Regions from separate parts of the Homo sapiens genome. Here region 2 is linked to region 1. The links are chromatin contacts, found by Hi-C or POLR2A ChIA-PET in ENCODE. All regions are on one chromosome and are shown on one strand. Each heading gives the region's core, a stretch centred on a gene start or an enhancer-like site at or near the end of the contact. The rest is flanking DNA. Distances are from core to core; before and after follow the strand shown.

Region 1 (4,549 bases), core at 1,335-3,834:
TTTGGAACAATTATTGCCTTCCTGAAACCAAAACCTGCACAGCACAATAACTCTTGAGCCTCCCTTCTCTGCATTAATAATCATGTTCATGGTGCTTTACTTAGCAGGTTACAATGTTGGCTTACTCTCAGGCTCTCTGCAGTGAACAAATTAAAGAGGCTTGCTCTGTTCCATGAAAATACTCCAGCTCAGCCTATTCATTTTCCTAAATGCTTCTCCACTTCAAATTGGCATTCCAGCCATGTGGCATATATTTTTTAAAAGCCATCGCATGGGTCAATAATGTTAAACCCTTACCCATGACAATAATTTACTCTCATCGACTGTGTACATACACAGAGAAGAAATACACACATAGTGTGTGTGCTCATACTCTGATCCCTTTGGTGTCTCTCAGCATTGTGGACTCTCTCTTCCTATTGTGTTTCAGTCTTTTTTTTAACTGGCGGTCTCTTTCTCCTGCAAAGAGAGATTACAAATACAATCCTAGAATTGTAAATAGAACGGTGGCTGCCTTTTGTTCGGCTTCCTGTCCAAGTTGTTACAACCTTTGTCATGGTAATGAGCCATCAGAATTTCATAGCCTGAATACCCTCTCCACTCTTCCAGTTTATTGTGTGCCTAAATTTGGATGAGTTTATGGTCTCCGTCAGTGCTGCCCGTGGATAAAGACAGCTGGAAAAGTTGACCCGCTTTAAGACGACCAAAGGTTCTTCATGGAAGTAAAAGGTTTACTGGCAACACAGGAAATCCTGAGAGCACTGTCTGGAAATTTGGACGGGGTAATATTCACCTGCCAAGGTTTTCCATCAGGTCTTGAGAAAGGTCGGTGGGTTTTCTACCCTACTTAACTTTTCCCCAGTTGTGACAGAGTAGCTTTTCTCTTTCATTCAAGGGATGTGTGTTGAAAATCTGTTCTGTACTAGGCAGTGGATGCACTGAGGAGAAAAAATAGGGCAGGCCAGGAACACCGAGGCACAGCTGAATACATATTTATGCCAGTGCAAAGAAACAGAAAACTGGGTTCATCTTCATACTGAACTTCATATGACTCAGATCAAATTTCCTCAGTGAGAGCCCATTTACAATAGCCATTATGCTGATGAACATGCCACCGGCTTCCCCAGTGAATACCCAATGAATACCCATTTCTGAACTTGCTCGATAAGAACACGGCTGAAGGTAGATTCCTACAAGGTAAATTCCTATTACTGTCACTTAGGTTGTGGCTTTAGGTAACTGATATGTACGTGACATCACATTATCTACGCTACAGTACTTTAAAGCAAATGACAGATGTTGTAACAGTTTACAAGATGACCCATCTATATTTGATTACTGACAGGCATGAATAATTTACTTCAATATTTCATTAAAATTGTGCCCTGTTAATTAGATGGAGGGTTTTTTGTGACAAAGCACAAACTGCTGGGGTGGGTGGTCTGTGAGGTTGTAGAACATAAAAGGGCTTTTTATTCCCCCAGCAGATGGGGCCCCGCAAGGATAAAAGAGACTTGAGAGCCACTTAAATTGGCCTCAGGACCCTCAGTGTTGAAGCTAAGTGCTGGCTGTGGTTAAATTTATGTAAAGCGCCTAGCACAGTGCCCGGCACCCAGCAGCTGCCGAGAGCTATTAGGATTTTTTTTCCCCAAGTGTTGGGTGTGTGTGGTTAGAAACTTAGTGCCATTTCCAAGCAGGTGTGACTTTCAGTTAAGTGACTTCCTGAGTTTGTATGAGAAATCATTGGTGAAACCCAGAATAGAACTCAGAGTCTTTGCATTCGATTTCCAATCCCATCCCTCTTCTCACTGGGTTGCCTGCCCTCCTTCTGCATGGGCACCTTTGCCAAGAGAGAATGAGATTCTCAAAGCAACTAAAGTCCTCTGGTAGTTTTCAAATGGCCAGTTCTGTCCTCCTCTCAAAATATACTTTGCTCTTGTATTTCCAGTTTCAAAGTAGCAAAATGCAAAGTCCTGTCTTCCTTCCTTCCTTCCTTCCTTCCTTCCTTCCTTCCTTCCTCTTCTTCCTTTCCTTTTTCCTTCCTTCCTTCCTCCTTCCTTCCTTCCTTCCTTCCTTCCTTCCTTCCTTCCTTCCTCCTTCCTTCCTTCTCTCCCTCCTTACATCCCTCTACAAGTATCAGGCCGTGGGGAGCGGGAAAGGAAAGAAAGAAAAGGAAAAAAGACTGTCAAGTGTTTTTTATCATGCAGATGTATGTTGGGGGCATAGAAGTGGCAGGGATTGGAGACTATAGCAGAAGGAGCCCAGGCTCATCTGCTGCTAAAAATAATAAAATTCTAACTTCAGAAAATGTTGAAATATGGCTGGCGTGGCATTGTTTTTGTTGCCTTAGGAAGATACCCTCACTTGACCAGACGATTAAGAAACCTGAAAACTGCGTGTTACTGAACCAAACTTTGGGTCACCCACTCAGTGAACAGAAAAAGCCAAAAGCCAAAAACGAACACCACTGGTATTTGCAGTGAAAGAGAGGCATGTATTTCAGGGTGCCAAGCAAGGAGAACTGGGCAGCTAACACTTAGGACTCAAACTCCCAGACGGATGACAAGCAAGGGTTTTTACAATTGCAACTTCTGCTTTCCTGAAATGTACTTTGAAATGGACATTTAAAGGCATTAAATGTATAGTTGCAGTCGTAACCAAGACAAGGAAGGCATGCAGCCAATACAAGGAATTGTAAACCAAAACAAGGAAGTTACCCATTGGTTTGGCCCTTCGTAGGGGGACATCTTGAAGCAGAGGCTTACAGGTCAGAGGTGGATTCAGAGATTCTTTGATTTGCAATTGGTTAAGGAAGCAAAGCTTTGTCTAAAAACTTGGGGTTAGCAGAAAGCTATGTTTAGTTTTGGCCTGAGGGTGTGACTTTCTCCAGGCACCTCAGGAGGAAATTTAGAACAAAGAACATCAGTTAGAGTTCAGTCCTCAGTGCCCCCTTATCTGAGGTCTATGTGACGGTGGTCAACATTGTCTATCTGGTGGGGCTCCTGTTTCTGAAAAATAGCTCAAGGATACGTCAAGATAATATCTTTTAGTTTCTATAGGGAAGCAAACATCTTGTGACTCTGGCTTACTTGGTGGCTATTGTTTAAGTTACTATTATCTTCCTGCTTAGCAGGTTATTCATTTACTTCCTTAATTGCTGGTTGTAGGGTTAGCTAGGTGCCTGGAATTTCCCTTGAAGGGACTCAAAATTTTCCCTTTGTTTTTTGCTAGGTGGGGAGGTGTAGCTTGGAAGGCTCCTGAGAGGGGTTCCTGCTGTTTCATACACTTTCTCTGACCAGGCTTTCCTGAACTGGGGATAAATAGCGCATCTGCAAACACAGTGATGCCACCAGGTCAAGGTCAACACTGATATCTCAATGGCTACTAGGCCCATGTCTAACAATTCCTCATGCTTTACCCTGGCCCGTAAGCTAAAAATGTTAGGCAAAACATTGCCCATTCTCCTGCCTGTCCTCTTCCTTCTCTGGTCTGCTCCCCTCTCTGTGGAGAGGAAACTCCTGATTTGCTGAGAAGTTTCTCAAAAGCTACAGTGCAAATCACCCTAATTGTTTGCTAGATGAACAATGATCACTCTAACCTCCTAATTAACATTGTTAAAATCTGCTAACAAAGGACATTTAACAATATCTTAATTAGGAAGGATTTCCAATTTGTGATATGGAGCATGTTAGACAAACAGAGCACAATTCTCCCTTTGTTCCTGGGCTCGGTAGCCAGAGAGATTACAAGATATGACACAACATGTTCTGCGTTTGCCATTTATCATTCTATATCCTTTACACATTTGCACTACATAATTAGTATCTTGGCTAATTTTACCTGTGTTATTGTTTGCACTGTAATTTGGAGAGAATAGAGTGGGTGATACGGGTGATTTAGATTGGGGCAGGCATCTGGTTCTCCAGTTCTCCCTCCCACTGACTGCGGCTCCCAAATGCCTGCTGGAAAATACCCCAGCTAGCAGAGAAAGCAAACTTCTTGGGGTCTCCAGTTGCAGATAATGGGGTATAAAATGAATAGCCTTTTGGGTCATTCCAAATAAATATGCAGATGACTAACCCCCATTCCTTTTCCAAGCTCTTACAGCTTATTTTAAAAGCTCCTATTATCTATCACTTAATTATTAAAAAGTGTCTACTCTGTTTTCATAAATTATCTATGTGTTGGAGATATTGGCATATGAGAGAGTCGTGGGGAAAAGGGAGGTTCCAAAGCCAATTATCCCAGCGGAGAAGGTTTTAGAATATAATGGGATCCCTGAATTATTTTATACCAGACCTTTAAGGATGTGTGTGTGTTTGGTTAGGGTGAATGGGAGGAGGTGGTAGGGGACAGGAAGGGTTAGGATTTGTAATAATCCCTAAGTCATTATTCTCATCTATTTTTTGAGGACATTCTTATTGTTGGGCCATTTTCTATGTGTCTTAATTTCTTTATGCTGAAGACAGAATAAATCTTTGAAAGAAATTAACATTGTATGTTATTTGGAATTGCCATTTAAATAAACTACATTATCTAAACTAAATGA
Region 2 (4,973 bases), core at 2,313-4,812, 930 kb after region 1:
AAAACAGATTGCTTTGTTGCTTTAAGGCTGTGGATTTTGGACTCTTAATGAGATTAAGGCCAGGGAGGCTTTCCCAGGTTGGCTGGATGGGCTGGGGCTGGGTGTCTCTGGTGAAACAGATGAATTCCAGATAGGTAATTTAATTTCCAGAGGTGCCGCACAAATGCCTTTGCCTCCTGCTACTGGTTAGAGCAAAACAAGCATGTGATTTATGTAAAAATACATGAATATTAGTTTTTATCAAAACCCTGCAGAAGAAAAACAGTAGAAAAAATGATACTTCCTGCCATAGCCTCTTTGTGGAATGAAATTAAGAAAATCAATATTCTTTACAAATGACTAGTCACAGTGGAACTGGTCTGTTGAACCTACCCTTTGTAGATAGCATTAATACATCACCCTCTCCCACATTACTCCAACCATAACAGAAATAGTGATTTACATAGGAAAATGCGAGCTGAATTAAACAAGGATGGCCCTGAATTCTGCTGTAGGGATTCTTAAGATGGCACAAGCTAGGCTGTGAATGCCTTGGCCTCCCCTCTTCTCCCCTGTTTCTGGGTCATGCTCCCCTCTGGATTTCTTGCTGGGTAGTTCTGGAGGGAAGGGGATGCCCTTCTACATAAGCATCTGCAGGTGCAGAGATGGGATGGGCCTAAGTGTTCTGAGATCTTCCAGGAGATGGGATTTCAATCTCCAGAATTCCCATCCCCGCTTGGCTCTTTGGTGGCCCAGTTCTGGAAGTTGAGATTTAGACCAAGATTATAGTCTTAAAATAAATCTTGGATGTGACTCCTGCCAGGATGACTTGTAAATAATTTCGTGCCAGAAACCGAGCTGACTTTGGTTTGTGGGCTGGAGGTGGCTGATTCCAACTCTGGGAATTCATTCTAATTTTTGGTGCCCTGTTCACCCTGAGTTGTCTTCTCACGGCTGCCTGCCCAGTCCCTGTGTGGGAATGGGAACCGTCATAGAGTGAATATGAGGACTTCACATCCTTTGGGATGCGGGTATTTTAGTTCCAGGGCTAACATGGCACGTTGGCAGTGAGATAGTTGCTATAATAATTCTCTAATAAGCTGTTGGTCTCAGAGACCCTTCCGCGTGGCGTATCAATGGGGCTTGTGACAGTAGGAGTTGGGATCTTAGAGGATTCATATCACCCTTGCTCCTAATCCAGTAACCCCTAGCAGTGCCCATCACCAGCCTCACACCACCTTGTACCAGTCTTGGGCATGGTGAGTCTCTCTGGTACACTTTTACATTAGAAAAAGTCTGAAGAGGCTGGGCACGGTGGCTCATGCCTGTAATCCCAAAACTTTGGGAGGCCAAGGCGGGCTGATTACCTGTGGTTGGGAGTTCGAGACTAGCCTGACCAACATGGAGAAACCCCATCTCTACTAAAAATACAAAATTAGCCAGGCATGGTGGCGCATGCCTGTAATCCCAGCTACATGGGAAGGCTGAGGCAGGAGAATCGCTTGAACCTGGGAGGCGGAGTTTGCGGTGAGCCGAGATCGCGCCATTGTACTCCAGCCTGGGCAACAAGAGCGAAACTCCGTCTCAAGAAAGAAAGAAAAAGAAAAAGTCTGAAGACTTGTGAGCAAGCCTTTTCTCTCCCACAGGTAAATATTCGATCTGCCTTTCTGCACAATACAAAAGCAAAGTCCTTAACACAAGCCACAGATGGCACTCTGATTCGGCTTGCAAAAAAGGTAACTGTTTTTTTTTTTTCTTTTTTCTTGTAATATTTTCCTTAAAAAATTTTTTTCCTCTTAATACCCTAAGCCCCAAAAGGGAGTTTGTATTGTAAAATATTCTTTAATAAGTCACTTTTAACTACGTGAAACTGGGGGGAATTTTCCACATTTGGACCAGGTCCCTGGATTGTATTGCCAGAGGTGTGGCTTTTGGCATTAACTTTTATTTAATTTGGATGGCTACTTTCTAGAGAAATCAATTTAACCTAAAAAATTGTCATAGCTCATTCTACATATGCACCCCTACTGTTCTAGATTTAAAAAACAAAAACAAAAGCTTTCTAAGTCAGTTTTGATTTTGAGACGGAGTCTTGCCCTGTCACCCAGGCTGGAGTGCAGTGGTGCGATCTTGGCTCACTGCAGCCTTCACCTCCCAGGTTCAAGCAGTTCCCTTCCTCAGCCTCCCAATTAGCTGGGATTACAGGCGTTTGCCACCACGCCTGGCTAATTTTTGTATTTTTAGTAGAGACAGGGTTTCACTGTCTTGGCCAGGCTGGGCTCGAACTCCTGACCTCGTGATCCACCCGCCTCGGCCTCCCAAAGTGCTGGGGTTACAGGCGTGAGCCACCATGCCCGGCCTCAGTTTGGATTTTTAAAAAACCAATCTTATTGAAGTAAAATTTATACATGCAGCCATTTCAGGTGTACACTGTGATAACTTATGACAACTGCACACATCTGGGTATTACCATCCCATCAATATATGCACCTCCTGTCACCCGAGAAAGCTCCCTTGTGCTCCTGTCCTGTGCCCCCATGCCAGCGCCGACCTGCCTTCTTGCACTGTAGATTAGCTTTGCCTGTTGTAAATGCCATATAGATGGAAGCACTTTTGTGTCTACATCCCTTCACTTTGCTTTGAGATTCATCCAGGCTGTGTGTATGGTTTGTTCCTTCCTGTTATGGTTCAGTAGTCTCCTCTCTTTCTGTCTTTCTGTGTTCTTCCTGTGACTCACTCATTGTCTGTGTTTCTTTTTTTCCCTGTAAGCCTGGCCTGGTCCTTTCGTGATTCCCTGTAGTCTTTTTCTCAAGTGGGCATTAAAGCAACCTTATCTTTCACACACACTGAAAGAACCTAGTAACTGAGAGATGATCCAGCCAGATTCTGCCCTTACCTTTACCCCTCACCACCCCACTAGGGGACAAAACAAGCAAATATACTGACTGACCCAAGCCTTGTTGTTCCGACGAAAACACTGGCGTTCAGCATCTTTCCCGCAAACCGAGCTGCAGCCTCCAGTTTCAGAATAGTGCCTTCCATAAAATCTGTGGGAGTTTTCCGTTTATGTTGCTTGTTTTTAAACAATCTTCTTGGAAAAGAATTCAGTGCTGTTAATGGATTGCCGTCGGAGCTTTTTTTACATTACACCTGTCCTCTGCTTCCTGATCTCCTTTTGATGGTTAGGGAGAATATGTTGACTTAGAATAGCAAGGAGCCATGGCACCCCAAGGAAACAGGAAAAATCTCAGTTTTCATGGATGAGAAAGTCCCATTCTATTGTCTGTGTGTGCCTGAGTATGTACACTGTAACATCTCATTTTTAGTTGTATGAAGAAAGCGCTGTGGCTGAGAACCAGTGTTTGGAGGTTGGGGTAGGGTAGCCTGGGTTCATAGTCACTACATATCCCAGCTCCCCAAGCCCTAGGAGGTACTGCACAAGCAGTACAGACAGGGTCTTGCATTTGTGCCTCTTCACTGGTGACTTCCCATTTTGAAGAGTGCCAGCTTTTCTGGGAAGTCTGCTGCCAACACTGAGCCGAGCCAGGGTTGCTGTTCACATCTACGCAGGCTGTTGGTGCCGCGGCAGCATGCTGTCCTTGAGAGCACTGTGGAATTTGCAGTGTGCCGTACAGATTCAGAAATGGTGTATGTTTCTTGTGGCATTAGTGTTTTGACTTGCAAATCTGGAAAAGAACAGGAAGTCTTGGTGGAAACACTCTCTGGCTGATGTATAGAAACCTGTGGAGTTAACTGCATTTTAAGCACCAATTATTAGAAAATGAATTTCTTCTTACTTGGGGAGATTTCTTTCAGATCTTAAATACATTTGTCATCTAAACCTCTTCTCCTAGGGGCAGATGATCCCTGCCTTGGGCCTAGGAGAGTAGACATTGGTAATTACCTTTGGCCTGTGTCTCCCCAAATATCCTTATACCTTCTGCTGGCCCATGGCTGTCTAGAAGCCCTCATGGAGGTGCTGCTTTTGTTTTTATCTCTTCATTTGGGGAGAGGATACTGCATCTGGACCCAAGGCCCAAGGTGTCCTGATGTTGAGTCCTTCCAATTCTGGGTAGCCATGAACAGTGATGCTGTTCATAGATAAGGTCAAAGGGACGGGCTTAAGGTTAAGCTCAGTTAGTGGATGGCAGAGGCTGTATTCAAATTAATCTTGATCCACTCTGCAGGTTGCTGTGGCTCCTGTTTCCCCCACTCCTGTGGTCTCCTGCTGTGATTCTGTCAAATTACCCATTTATTTATAACATTTGCCACTACTTCAAATACTTTGTTATTTATGTGGTTTTGGCTTTCTCTGCTAGAATATAAAGTAATACAATAATTTAAAAAAAATGAAGAGCAAGACTCTTTTTGTTCTTGAGGTGAATCTTCTTGCTTATAAATTTACCCCAAGCACCTGGAACAGTGCCTGGCATGTGGTACTTAAGTATTTGTTAAAATAATGAATAATAAGTAAACGGCATTTTGAAAGTTGCTGTCATTCAAATTATGATTTGTGGTGTTAGAGTTCTTATAGGCAGGGCTTAGTTTTAATAAATGACATTGAGAGCTAGTTATAAATCATACATTAGACATAGTTTAATCAGTTTGGTGCTTGTGTATAGAAGCGGACAGAACCCTGGAGATACAGTTGAGGCCTCTTCAGTGAGAGGAGGGAGGAAACTTGCCTTGGAACAGTGTCACAGACAATCCATGGTACATAGATGCCAGAGGTAGACACTGTAGGTTAGGGAAGGTTTGGGGACTGTGAAATGAATGGGCAGCAATAATTAGTGAAATATTATAAATTGCCTTTATTACTGTTGGTTTCCCGACTGCTTCAGTAAAACCAAAAAATACGCACATACTTAGCCTGATGTGTTTAGTTGGGGTTGCCGTTATAGAAAAGCCTTTCAGAAGATACAGAAGAGTGATCCTTTCAGCAGCACATATACTAAAATTGGAATGATACAGAGAAGATTAGCATGGCCTGTATG

The links. A loop is a pair of places that touch in the nucleus more often than their neighbours do. ChIA-PET counts read pairs that join two places held with the same protein, here RNA polymerase II (POLR2A).
Region 2: a loop to region 1 is called in a map with no recorded cell type, with 6 times the contacts of the local background. The contact joins two enhancer-like sites. A Hi-C loop is called at or near these places in 1 of 37 single-sample maps with no recorded cell type. POLR2A ChIA-PET finds 5 or more read pairs at or near these places in 3 of 52 experiments (OCI-LY7, WTC11 and activated B cell).

What each region holds. Positions count from the first base shown.
Region 1 is chr6:14,380,932-14,385,480 of GRCh38, forward strand. No RefSeq gene overlaps it. Among named protein-coding and RNA genes, the nearest start is that of LINC01108, 98 kb to the left of the region's middle. RefSeq lists enhancers at 127-668, 669-1,212. Within about 2 kb of position 2,585, at least 3 of the 41 ENCODE cell types and tissues checked have a DNase peak (open chromatin) inside an H3K27ac peak, as active enhancers do; they include OCI-LY7, where a contact is called at or near this core.
Region 2 is chr6:15,310,014-15,314,986 of GRCh38, forward strand. The region is part of intron 1 of JARID2 (jumonji and AT-rich interaction domain containing 2); the gene reads left to right. It also overlaps the pseudogene RNU6-522P. Among named protein-coding and RNA genes, the nearest start is that of JARID2-AS1, 64 kb to the left of the region's middle. RefSeq lists an enhancer at 2,514-2,583. Within about 2 kb of position 3,563, at least 9 of the 41 ENCODE cell types and tissues checked have a DNase peak (open chromatin) inside an H3K27ac peak, as active enhancers do; they include OCI-LY7, where a contact is called at or near this core.